Regions from separate parts of the Homo sapiens genome. Here region 2 is linked to region 1. A link is a contact called in ENCODE Hi-C data. All regions are on one chromosome and are shown on one strand. The core of a region is the stretch at or near the end of the contact, and the rest is flanking DNA. Distances in the headings are between cores, read along the strand shown.

Region 1 (6,387 bases), core at 3,397-5,896:
ACACAGGAATGAATCATGAAGGCTGGATGGGTAGACTGGGAGGGGTGAAAAGAATGTATATTCTTTGTTTTAAGCTATATATAAAATTGTCAGATTTAGCCAAAGCCTAGTTGGAATGGGAGTTGGCTAAATTACATGAAATGTAACACAGACATTGCCAAAACTACTTCACAGGGTTGTTCTGAACAACGAGACACAAATTGTGAAGATGTTCCCCAAATTGCAAAATGCTACACTAATGTAAGACAGATAGTTTACACAATATTCCAGTTCAATCTTTCCTTTCAACTCTGGGAAATTACAAGTGCAAACAATGAGATCTACAGAGCACAGAAAGAAAAAAACCTCCACTGCTCCATTATCAGATTTTCAGGGAACAGCAGGCTTCACAGTCACAGAGAAGCCTGACTTTCAAAACAGAGCAAAGATGGTGACAAACTGATCGAATGGAGAGATACGCTCTTATGCATGTGGGCAATGTCCCCACTCCTGGTATTACCCACAGCAATTCTTAGAGGGAAAATTATTCAGTAGAGGGAAAATTATTCAGTAGAGGGAAGAGGGAGTAAACAGATTCCCTTGCCTACTTCACCCTAAACTTCATAAACCTCTTTTATCTGCACATGAATAAGATTAAACTACTCCAATTATTGTCTTATAAAAGGAAGGACTGAGAGGATAAAAATGGTACAAATTCACCAACATATGCCAAAACACAGAGTATCTTTCCTTAACATAAGAAACAGGAAGAGAAGAAAATTTAACAGTGTGTCAGGTATGTGTGTGCATTGTTATAATCAGTTAAAAGCTAGAAAACTGAAGCTTAATAACTAATTTATTCAAGGCCACTTATCCAACACCACAGAGCCAAAATTTAGCCCTGGGTCTGTTTCATGTCAAAGTCCTGGCTGGCAATTTCCACAAAACTGCCTTCCATCATCAAAAGAAGTTAGGAAGATAAACAGTGAGAACAGCCAACACATTTTTTTGCTATCTATTTTTTCTTGTTAGTTCTATGACTATTTAAGAAAATATTTTGGCATTGAATAATATTTCTATTACATAGCATTTCCTCCTTTGCTAATGCTTAGTAACTCTACAAAGATGACTCATCATATCAGAAGCATCATGAATTAATGCATTTATCTGCAGCAGCTGCTAATACCACAAAAAGAGAGAAAACCACAGATTATGCGCCACCTACTAAATGAACACAACATAACCTATGAAACATTCATGCCAAAAGCCATGTTTCAATCTCATCAAGTCTCTAGACATAACTAGCAAATTAAAGAAACAGAGGATAGAGGAAAGCAAACATTACCATAGGGATGCAATTAGCAAAACTTAAATTGTGGCAAATGCTACATGTGAAACAACCTCATTTCATAAACAAAATCGCAAGGAAAAAAAGAAAGATGAAAGGGAAACATACGGATTAAGAAGACACTTAGGAGATTTACGGGATTCTACTAATTAAAAATAATAAAACAAGTAGCATTTATGAGGCAATTGGAAGTTTGAACCCTCACTGGATATTTACTGATATTAAAGAATTACTGTAAATATCACTTGCGATAATGGAATTATCATTTTTTTCCATATCATCCCATAGCTTTCAGAGATATATAAAGAATATTTATGGATAAAATGATCAGATGTCTGCTATTTGTTACAAAATAATACTAGAACATGGGGAGTGAGTGAGGCTAAGTTAAAAAAGATTGTTCATGGATTCATAATTGCTGAAATTGAGTGAAAAGTACATGGATGTTCATCATAGTATGATGTAACATTATGTATGTTTGCCAAAAAAAGAACATGTCAGGGCTGGGGGGGCAGTTAAAAAAAAACGCATGCCACATCACTGAAAAACGTCCTCATATTTTTCAAGGAAAGAAATGTATTATCAAGGAATCACAGAGCAGAAAGACCTTAAAAGCAATCTATTCAAACCACCTCAATTTATAAATAAGGAAATTAAGGCTCAGATAGGTTAACTGACTTGCTCAGGGTCACACAACTTGTCAGTTCCAAACTCAAGATCAGAATTTAAATCTCCAAACTTGTAGTCCAGGGCTGTGCTCTTTTTGCAAACCAAAAAGAAATGACTGCACTTAAATATTTAGTCCAGAATATCCTCAAAATTGACTGTAATAAAAGTAAGCCACATGATGAGGAATGAATAGAGTTGGTTCATACCAAAAATGAGCTGCCAGTCACAGTGATAAGATCTGTTTCTTTCTGAGAACCATGGTTTCCTGCTGCATTGGGGAATCCAAACTGGGTTTCTCCCTCCTGTCCAAAGAAGTCAGAGTCAGGATGTACGTTCCACTCCGCTTTGGTTGGTGTCAGTAGTTCTGAGACACTGTTTTCACAAAGGGTGCTCGAAGGAGTCAGAGCATCTGTGTCCACTGTTAGCTTACTGCTGGGTGTCAAAGCCTGAGGCTCTGGACTGGAGTTTTTCATGGCCAAAGAGTCCAGAGATCCCAATGGCCCCACACTTACACTTGAGACCTCATCCATATTTAAGGAGCTCTGCTGAAAACCAGTGGCCGCCGTTCCAAAAAAGAGAGAGGTATCCAGACTTTGAGGAGGGTCGCTGGTGGCCATCAAGGACGGAGGGTCCACAGCCTGCCCTACGGAATTATTATTATTAGCAGGGAGGTGCCCTGCCAGAGTCGAGCTCACAGAAGCCACATCAATAGTCAAGATTCCAGAGTTCACCAATGCTGTGTCCAGCAATGCAGCAGAAGTACTGTCAGGTACATCAGAGAAGAGAGACACTATCTCTGCATCACTGAGATCATTCTGTCTCTGGCTGGTAAGTTCACTGCTGGGTGTGAGAGAATTTGCTGCTTCTAGCTGAGCTAAGAGATCCTGGCCCACCTTATGCCTTTTAACCATGTGCGTCTTCATGCTGTGCTTGGATGTGAAGAGTTTATTACAAGAGGAGATCGGGCAACGGCTTTTCCAAGTGTCCACATCCTGCAGGTGTTTCTTGGAGTGAATGTAGAGGCTACTGCGAGCAGAGAACCTGGCACAGCAGCCTGCCACAGGACACACGAAAGGCTTTGTGCCCAGGTGGGTTATGCTGTGGCCTTTCAGATGTTCCGCCCTCGTGAAAGATTTCCCACAGCCTTCCACAGGGCACATGAACCTCCGGTCATCGTCGTGCTTTCTTTTGTGCCTTAAGAGTTTGGACATGCTAGTGAAGTTCCAGCCACAGCCATCAAAGTCACAAAGGAAAGGTCTCTCGCCGGTGTGACTCCGCAGGTGAATTTTCAGCCTACAAGCCTTGTCATATTGTTTGCTGCAGCCAGGAAAAGAGCAGGAAAACAGTTCCTGTTCCCTGAAATGGGCGCGGTTATGGGAAAACAGAGCACTCACTGTGATAAATGTCTTCTTGCAGCCAGAAAACGCGCACTGGTAAGGCCTCTCCGGTTCGAAGTGGCTGCGCTGGTGGGCGCTGAGTTTGGCCTGCGTGGGGAAGCTCTCCTCGCACACCTCGCATTTGAATGAGTTCTCCTGCTCATGGCCCTTCATGTGCGCCTTGAGGTTGTACACTGTGGTGAAGCTCTTGCCACAGCCCTCTGCCGGGCAGCCAAAGGGCCGCAGTTTGTCGTGCGACTGCAGGTGCCTCTTGAGCTTGTAAGAGGTGGTGAAGGTCCAGCCGCAGCCACCCAGGGGGCATTTGAAGGGCCTCTGGCCCTGGCTGCTGCTGTGCGTCAGCAGGTGCACCTTCAGCTGGTGCTTCTTGGCGAAGGTTTGCCCGCACTGCGCCTCGGGGCACAAGTACAGCACCACGCCTGGGCCGGAGCCCAGCGGTCCGCGGGGGCCCAGGGCGGCGGCCGGGCCCTCCGCCTCCTCCTCAGGCGCCGGAGCTGGCGCGGGTTCGGCCGGCTCAGCTAGCAGGAGGTCTGGCGGCAGCTCTGGGCAGTCACCCGGGTGCGCGGCATGCGGGAACCCAGCTTGCGGGGCGATCAGACACCCGGGCTGCTGGGCAGGAGCGGCCCCTGGCTCCCAGGCGTGTGGTGGGGGCGTGGCCAGGGTGAGGACGCCGTTCTCAAAGCGCAACAGCAGGTCCTGGTTGTGGATAGTGACTGTGCCCGCGAAGGCCGCGGCGGGGCCGGGGGCGGAGATCGGGGCCGGAGTGGGAACCGCGGACAGGCAGCGGGGGCCTAGCGCAGTGGGCCCCGCGGGATTCGCGCCGCTCTCGCCCCCCTGGAGCCCCGGGCCCTCCTCGGCCTCCTCCCTCAACACAGGCCCTGCGGCCTGACCGGAGCCCGCGGTCTCCACGTCGCCACCCACCGGGTCAAGCAGCACCAGGAAGAAGTCGTCGCCGCCGCCGCCGCCGCCGCCGCTAGGTTGATCGGTCCTCGGCGCCAACAGGCTTGGGCCAGGGCCCCGTGATGCCGTGCTGGCCTCCTCGCGCCGCCGCCCGGGCCCGCCATCTTGGGGGCCCCGGAGCAGCAGGAGGCGGCGCGTGGGGACCTGGCCAGCCGGCGAGTCAGGGCCTCGGTGGACTCGGCCGCCACCCGCGGGGATACCGCCGCCGCCGCCGCCCTGTAGTGTCCCGCGAGCCGGGAGCAGCTTCGGGATTTCCATCTCTGCGTCCGAGAGGCTCGGCTGGAACCAGAGCCGAGGAGGAGGCGCGATCCCGCCCCCTGCCGCGGGCCTGAACACGTTCCTGAAAGGGGAAAAAAAAATGTGCAATGCGCAGAAACTGGCCCTATCAGATATTAAAACGTATTTAACGCCACAGTGATTTAAATATTCTGGTACTGGGTCTCTGGAACAGAATAGAAAGCCCAGAGGTAGAGCCTGGTATGCATAAATACGTTCTACAGTTAATATAAGTAAGTAATTAAGGGGGTCTTCTGAGGTAATGGGGAAATGACGACAGCTTGTTCAGTAATGCTGTGGAACACCTAGGTATCTATCCGCTGGAAGCAATTTTAATCCATGACTCATTGTATATACCCAAATAAACACACCCCAGCCCCTCCCAGTGTTAGATATGTTGCTTCGTACTTTCTGTGTGTTAAAATTTGCTGGCTGGCTGGCTGGCTGGACTGATGGATGAAAGACAATTCCTGAGAGAAAAAACTGTCTCTGTGTCAGCATTAAACCACCATAGCGCTGGCAGTTCTGCTGAAAATGTCCTTCCCCTTCCCACCTCCCCGCGGGACAACTTCCATATTCACAATTATCTTGAGCAAAGTCTTCGGTACAATTTGCCGCATAGTTCAAATTTTGTCTTGCTGATACAGACATTAGAATGAGTGAGAGATGCGGCCAAAACAGGTTAGCACTCTTCAGCCTAGAAATTCAAAGTCTGGAGGATGAAACAATTTACACTGAAATCTGGAAAAAACCCAACCTTCTCCTGGCTTCTCCCTATACAGTGCACAACCTAAACCAACTTTTGCCCTTCCACCATCGGTTGTACTGTGATAAATTTCATGTCTGCTCTCACAGCACAATGAGGGCATTCATTCCTCAGTTTACTCTGCCTTCTCCAGCACGTGGAGGTCTCTGGGCAGGAGTTTCAGTTAAATGTGTTTAGGTTAAATCCTGAGTCACTGCAATGGATTCTGCCAAGTAAAAGGCACAGACGATCTTGTCCAATCAACCTGGTGTACCTGTTCACATTTAAGTGTGGTGGCCCAGGCTTGCTGGGCCTGTGGTGCCTAATGATCTTATTAATGATGATGACAATCCTTCATTTTGTCCGTTACGACTGAGTTGGGAATTGACACAAATATAGGGTGAAATATCTGAGATAAGAAAGCTTAGAGTAATGACTAGATTGGTGGTGGTGGGGGAGCGGGGTGTAACCTGTTGTTTAAATACTCCCAGCTCTCTCGCCCTCTTTTAATGACAGTGGACACTTGGTCTCTTGAAAATCAAGCTATTCATCCATAACTATTTGAACCTCATCAAAATGTCTACTCCACATACTTTTCTTTCTATTACTTTTTCTGGTGGAAGCATTTTTCAAATCTGAGGTATAGAAGAGTGCATAAAACATATTTGTATCGTTTAGATTATTTTACAAAAGCAGACACCTGTGTAACCAGGACCAAGGTCAAGCAATAGACCACTGCCAGCCTTCCAGAATACAGCCGCTGTACTCCTCCCAATCACAACCCACACTCTCCTATATGAATATAGTCATTGCCCTGACTTTGTAATAATCATTTCACTGCTTTCCTTTATAGCTTTATCACTTTTGTACGCATCCGTAAACAATAGAGTTGATACGAAGTTGTATAAATGGAATCATACGGCAAGTTTCCTTTTATAACTTGTTTCTTTCACTCTGTATTATACTTGAGACTCATCCATGTTGTTCATAATAGTTATAAGTAAGTAGATCCTTTG
Region 2 (7,032 bases), core at 1,532-4,031, 6.6 Mb before region 1:
CTGTACTGCTTCTCCCAATAACTATCAACAGGCCTGGCATAGAGGAAATGACTATGGAATACTTGGTGAAGAAAGAAATGAGCATTGTAATGATGTGCCCTGTAATGATGTGTCTACTTGAGTTTATGAAGTTGCCTCCACACAGCCCACACATCTGTTCTTATGGGCTTTTCACCGCAGCCACAAGACACTAGGCAGCACGAGGATTATCTCCATTTTGCAGGTAAACAAACTTAAGAAAGATTTCCAGCTCCTCACAACCAGTGCCTGTCTTGACTAAGCAAGTTGACCACGTGTCAGTCAGCATGTGGAATGGGGTCTTACAGTACTCTCTCTATGAGGAGGCATTTTGAGGTGCAAGTTTATGCACACACTTGGTCTTTCCATACATCGTCCCTGGAGAGAAGTGAGCTATGCAAACAAGAAGCTGTGTTGTCCCCTCCCACATCTTTTCCCCTTTAATACACACATACAGTATCCTCCCAAGACTCAGTAATATCTGGACCATAAAGAAGGGTGCTCAGCTGGGAGTTCTCTAGGATCACAAAGAATATTTTTTTTCCTGAAGCCCCATTTCTTTTGGGTTTAGCTCAATTTCTCACGAATTGTTCCTCCCACACTAGTCACTCCAAAAACTGACTGGTGTGACAGAATGTTTGGTGGCTGGGCAGAAGGCATAGAAGACTAGCCCCTGTGACAGGAGCAGCACAATAGTGCCTGGGACTATTTCAAGCCTGCCACCTGACTACTTTGCACACCTCCTCTCTCCCTGCTTCCACAACTGAGACTGCTCTGGCCCTTTGTTTCCCTGGACCCCAGGTTTGCAAACTGCCTTCTCATAATCTTAGTCTAATTCAAAGAATCAAGGTTCTGAGTGAAATGTGAGCAAGTGGCAGTGACCAGAGGCACGAGGTAGGGAGGAAGTCTATAATGGAGATTCTGGAAAAGAAAATAAACTTCCAAATCAGGCCCACAAATGAGAATCAGGACTTTGCAAAGCAGGAAAGCATAGCCCCAGGGAAACTTTTATAGTCCAGCCATCCAGATGGGAAAAAAGTTGCATAATGAGCCAGCAGCAGCTCCCTACTCCTCATCGTTTATTTAGACTCAGTACTAGGATGGGAGTCTGATGTTCAATATTGATTTTTGTTGGCAATGTATAGAATGCCATGGAAGGTCATGGAACATCTATATTTTCTATAATATTCCGTGGAAGATCATGGAATATTATAGAAAAAAATGAGTTGAACTGTCAGATCTCAAAGATATCAAGGGAGCCTGATGATGCTTACCCTCTCCTTGTGGAGGTGGGGTGATGCCCTGGCCCAGAGAAAAAAATGAATTGGCCAAGGTGTCCAGCAAGTCTGAGGTAGAGCTAGAGTCAGATCCCTAGCAGCCATGTCAGTTCCTGTGCTCTACACATGCAGAGGCAGCAGTCCACCTCTTACCAGTTCAGCAGCTGGATCTTTTCAAGACTGTCAGGACCCAGAAGCAGCAGAGAACACTCCTGCAATGCAAAAATAGCACGCATTGTTCTCTAATCCTTCTCTCTATCCTCAGCTTTAATCCACCCACCTCCCTTTTTAGACACACACAGAGTTTTAGGGCTGGGCCTTCTGGATATTCTTGAACTAGTGGTGGAACTAGATTCTTTGCTGCCTCAGCTCACCTGGCCCTGGCAGCCACTGATGCCACTTAATGTCCTTAGGCTAGAGACCCAAGTTCGCCGGGCTCCCTGCCACATCCCACACACAGTAGCAGACAAGGCTGGTACAGGCCTCCTCACTTTGTCCTCAGCCTGACCTCCGGTTTGGGCCCAGACAAGATTTTCCTCTCAATATTTAGACTTTTCAAGGAAAAAGGCCTGCCGAAAGCCAGGCTCACAAAGGATGGGGGAAGGGGGACTCTGGAGACCTTGGGGATTCCCTCCACATTCCATAGAAGGTGCGAAATTTGGGTGAGGGTCAAACTATGGAAACAGGTATCATCTCAGAGAAGAAAAGTGAAAGCAATCCTGGAAAGGGAGCCCGGGGCTCTGGATTCCAAATTGGCCCTTGTCGCCGGCAGGCTGGGTAACTGTGGGGAGGGACTTTCCCCACTCTGGGCAGCAGAGGGCCCGTCGGTAACGGGTGGAAGTTGGCCTCTATGGTCTCTAAGGGCACTGGTGTGCCAGAGAGGCGGACGAAGTTAGGGCGCAGGCGCTGCAGCTAGCTTTCCTGGCAGGTGAGTCCCTCCTCTGGGTGGCCTGGCGGCGCGATCCGCAGGGCCTTGTCTCTACGACTAAGGATAGGCCGGCCCTTAGGTTTCTGCAGTCTTCCCAGATTCCTCAACCTCTCTGCCTCGTTACTCCCCGCCGGCCTCTAGCTCAGGAATAAACGTCCTGGTGGCGGCCAGGGCACAGTACCGCGAATGCACAGCGGCCACAGAAATGGGAGTGCGTGAAAACCGAAACCGATCCGGCGAGCCCCATCCGGGCAGGACTGGCTCCTTGAGGCCACGGTGTAGCCACGCCACTACCAGCCCGGCGTGGGGGCGGGAGTGGGGAGCCCCAGCCAGTGGTTCCGCACCCTCTCCGCCCCCTGCCAACACCACGCCTGCACTTATTTGCATTTAAAGAGAAACGCACCAAGGAAAACAGTGGGCGGGCCGGGGCACGCCTTCCCACCATAGCGATTGGGCCATATGCCTGCCAATCAGGACGCAGATGCCCCACCCGGTGGCCTTGGAGTACTGGGGGAGGGGGTATGGGGGAGCTACCCAAAGCCTGGGGAAGGGGAGTCAGTGCTGGAGGTGACTGGAGCCGCGGCGACGGCGGCAGCAGCTGCGGTGGCGGCGCTCTCAGCCGTGGCAGCCGAGGCTGCAGCCCGGCCCAGGGCGGCTCAGCGGACAATAACCGGGCTAGGAACCTGACCGGGCTGGGTAAGCGTTGCGTACAGCCAGGAGCCTCCGCCTGCCCGCGGTCGGGTGCATTCCCGCGTGCTCTGCTCCTACGGACTGGAGGAGGGCACTAAGGACTAGGCGGGTCGGAGTCCCGGTCGCTCGCCCCTCTCCTTTGGAACCCGCTTTGCGGACTGTCGGGTGGAGAGGCAGAGCGGCCTTGAGTCCCCTGGGCACAAGCGACCACGGCTGGGGGGAGGGGGGTTGGGGAGGGCGGGTAGGAAGGCAGGCTAGCCTGGGCCAAGCCTCCCGGCTTTCGGGGGGGCGGGGATGGGCCCGCACGTGCTGCCGCACAGTCCCGGGAAGGGCGCCGCCAGCCAGCACCCCAAGCCATGCATTTGTAGGCCAGGAGCTCTGCAGCTTTGTTGTAGCACATTTGCTGGAACAGCTGTGTAACGCGGGTACCGCTCACCCCTCTCTCCGGCTGCCTGGCTGCCGCCCCTCCCCTCCCCTGTGCATCTCCAGCCTCTCCCTCCTTTCTGCGGACTCAAGCTGGCGTGCTGGCTTGGGCCCGACGGAGACCGGCTTTGGCGTGGATTGGGACATCCACAGACTGCCCCCTCCCCAGAGGAGCTCAGTTGGGCCTGTGGGCTGAGCTCAGTCGCACACTTCCCTTCAGAACCTTGGCCTTGTGGCCCCAACTAGCCGCGCCCCTCCTCCTGGGCCTCCGGGCGCATCTGGCGCCCGCCCCCGCGGTCGGGCAGGCTGGCTGGCAGCCGGGCTCTTGCTGGTCCTTGGGTTAGAGCAGCGGCGCAAGCTAGTCCTTGAGTTAGAGCTGCAAGGCCGCTTTGTCTCCCGCCTCGCCTCGCCTCACCTCCTTTTCCCTTGGAGGATACTGGCCGCGTTTTCCTCTCCAGCCTCCCGTTTAAAAATAGCAATAGGCACGGTGTTTGGGGGGCATTTCCTTGCCAGAGGCCGAAGGAGCCCTCATTGTAGTACGGAACGTATCATACCATCTCTGTGTACAGGAGAGCTAGCGAGGTGGCCAAACCCTCCAACTTCGCAGTTACTTAACATACCCAGCCCGCCAGGCCCCTGTCATTGTCTGCTGGAGACACTTCTGACACTGGTGACCGCCCGAACGCTGGACTTTGCTTGGCTCCCCCGGTGGTGAGGGGCTGTGCCCGCTACATGCGTCACAGCCCAAGCGCCTAGGCGGCAGCTGGACTGGCCCCGCAGAGCTGGTCTCCGTTTGGCCAGGCTGCTTTCGGCAAGGGCCGCGGGGTCAAGGCGAGCCTTGTTCCACACACAAACATCTTCCTCTGCGGCTCTGCCTGCCTGCTGCAGCGGCGTGGGCATGGGCAAGGCAGAGGGCACTGCACTGTTGGACTGCCTGCCCCACCGGGATTCCAGCAGAGCCCCCTCCCCCAGTGTGGCTCCCCTCATTCGGCACCACCCACTGCACAGTCACTGCACCATGGTGCACCTCTGGCAGTGGGCTCTCTAGGCCTTTTTGAGGAATAGGACAGAGGAAGCCACTGGGGGCTTGGTAAGCTCTTGGACCTTTGATTAACCTCTGGTGTGGAGAGCCCTGTGGGCTGCAGGGCCCAGGCAAAGCTTGGGCACTTTGAGGAGGGGCAACGAGACCCAGTAAATTCCTCACTTGGGGGAAGGCTAGCTCTGGACCTTTATGACAGGAGCCAGGACCACAGATATCACACTACAGTCACCTCCTCCCACCTTGATTAGGCCCCAACACAAACCTCTACTTGCAGCTGGGCATCTCTAGCCCAGGGCTGGACCTGCCCTCTGCCTTGTCTCAGGCCAGCAGGCACCTAATGTATCTGCTCTATGTAACTCCCTTCCCCACACCCAAACCCACTCAGCCTACACCTGTCCAAATCTTCTTCCTTCTCAAACCTCAGTTCTGGGCCTTCCTTTTCCTTGGTGCCTTTCTGCCTGGCTCTTGCCCACCCATGGTGACTTCTTTCTTCTCAGAACTCCTCCAGGGCTGCCTACTTCTCCTGGGCATATTCAGGCTTAAATTATAATAGGATGCAGACTATAATTAAGTTGGCCTGCCTCTGTTTTGTCTGATATCATGGATGTCTGGGTTCTCTCAGAACCCTTTGGAGGAGTAAATAAAACCTGGACCTCAGCCACAACCCTCTCAAAGCCAAGCAGTGCAGAGCAGTTAATGATTGTTCCGGAAGGACTTGCTTTCTTTGTAGAGTTTTCCAGAAGACCTTTACCTTTCCAACTTGCGCTTGTCCTGATTCATATGAAAGTGGCTAGAGAAATGATACTCAAGGCTCAGATATGTATTGAGTGTGCCTAATGAGGATGGATTAGAAGGGGGATGATTGCAACTACAAGAAAAAAATCATGATATATCTTCCCCCAACAACAGGCCCAGGATTTGGAATGCTCAGATCCCAGACCATGCATATCTTTGGTTGCTGATTCATGAGCCAAGAGACAAACTACTTGGAGAGAGATGAAAGATCTGTATAAGCAGGGGGATCATCCATGGAAGCTGCCAGAAAGTAGAGGGGTTTAGTAGGCAAAGCATAAGCAGACCCAGGAATGGGAGGGGAGAAAGTGATTGACAGGCAGGGTGAAGGGAGTGAATGAGTCTATTCTGGTTGAGATGGTGTGGCTCAGAGGTAGAGAAGAGATTGAGGCTCAGTGATGGGGTTTCCCGGATGCCAGGCTGTGGAATGGAAATCTGATCCTTTTAGGGGAAGGCGGCATCAAAGAGTAGGGAATTGACAGGGAGTTGCTATTTTTGTATGTAACTAAGCAGTAATAAAAACAAGGTTTTTGAATGAGTTTTAGAATGGGGTCTTAGAAAGGGATCAGAAGCATGCTGCAAAGTCAGCCAGTTAAGAGGTCACCTTTGGATCTGGAAGTAGAGCTGCGGGCAGGCTACCTCCAAAGGAAAGTTTTACTATGTCAGCCTCCCTTTGGCATTGCAGGGGAAAGGGCAGGAAGAGGTGGGAAGTGGGGCTGAGAAGTGTTCCCCAGGCCTCTGCTGAACACCTTCCTCTCAGATGGGCAGTCCTTGGGGAGCACCAGTTTGAACTGCTATGCTTACAGATGAGAATCCTTAGCCTTGGAAAGCAACAGGGGCTCGCTTAAGGTCACACAGCTATTTAAGGATAGGCTCCTGCTTCCCGTGCAGTGGCTCTTTCCACTATGTTCCATGGAACCAGCAGCCTCCAATCAATGTAGATTTCATTAACCATCCCCCTCATCTTACCTCCCTCATTCCCTAAGAGGAAAGGGGGGCTGAGTTAACTTGGGAACTTCATAAGGGGAGCCTCTCACTCGTTTAATGTCTCTTTTGCCTCTTGGTCTTGGCCTATAGCTTTGCTGGGACTGAAAATTTCAAAAGGAGAGGAGGTAGTTGGAAGAATTTGGCAGTCTAATGATCCCCTCCTAGCATAGTGGAGGTATTAAAAATTCCTTAAGGGCTGGGCCTGGTGGCTCACACCTGCAATTCCAGCACTTTGGGAGGCCTAGCCGGGTGGATCACTTGACCCCAGGAGTTCGAGACCAGCTCGGGCAACATGGCAAAACCTCATCTCTACAAAAAATACAAAAATTTAGCCAGGTGTGGTGGTTTGCACCTGTAGTCCCAGCTACTTGGAAGGCTGAGGCAGGAGCCTCTCTTGGGCCTGAGACATCAAGGCTGCAGTGAGCCATGATCATGCCACTGCACTCCAGGCTGGGCAGCAGAGCAAGACCCTGTCTCAAAGAAACACGAAATTTCCTGAAGAACTGTTACATCTCCACTCGTAGATAGTGTGTATGGAAGAAACAACTCTGCTCCACTAGGAAACAGTAGCAAGCCTGGCAGGTAGAACCAAGAGGGAGAAGGGGTTTCCAGCCCCCTTGCTTAACAGATAGGCTATCTGAGGCTAGAAGAGAGAATGTCCAATGTTATTTCAATTTCCCTACCTGAATCCTGTCTGGGCAGATACAGTGGGTGATAAAGGGTTAAGCCCCTGAGGCAATATTTCATAGCCTTTCTGTGTCACTCATTCCTGGGTCACCTGCCTCATTGCCCAGTTCTTTCTCAGGGATAATCTGAGCCTGTCATGCTATAGTTAAACCTTGTGTGTGTGTGTGTGTGTGTGTGTGTGTGTGTGT

What was found. A loop is a pair of places that touch in the nucleus more often than their neighbours do. Pooled maps may share reads with other maps.
Region 2: a pooled map shows a loop between it and region 1 (11-fold over the local background). The contact joins the promoter of AMER1 here to the promoter of ZXDB in region 1. A Hi-C loop is called at or near these places in 6 of 50 pooled maps.

The regions. Positions count from the first base shown.
Region 1 is chrX:57,590,270-57,596,656 of GRCh38, reverse strand. ZXDB (zinc finger X-linked duplicated B) reads right to left here and starts at 4,646. Exons shown (of 1, transcript NM_007157.4): 1 at 1-4,646. The coding sequence starts at 4,608. The coding sequence ends at 2,197. RefSeq lists silencers at 3,769-3,958, 4,019-4,308.
Region 2 is chrX:64,201,457-64,208,488 of GRCh38, reverse strand. AMER1 (APC membrane recruitment protein 1) reads left to right here and starts at 2,781. Exons shown (of 2, transcript NM_152424.4): 1 at 2,781-2,919. LOC112268307 reads right to left here and starts at 2,543. Exons shown (of 4, transcript XM_047442706.1): 1 at 2,405-2,543; 2 at 1,449-1,507. The coding sequence starts at 2,470. RefSeq lists an enhancer at 2,245-2,404 and silencers at 2,535-2,634, 3,615-3,674.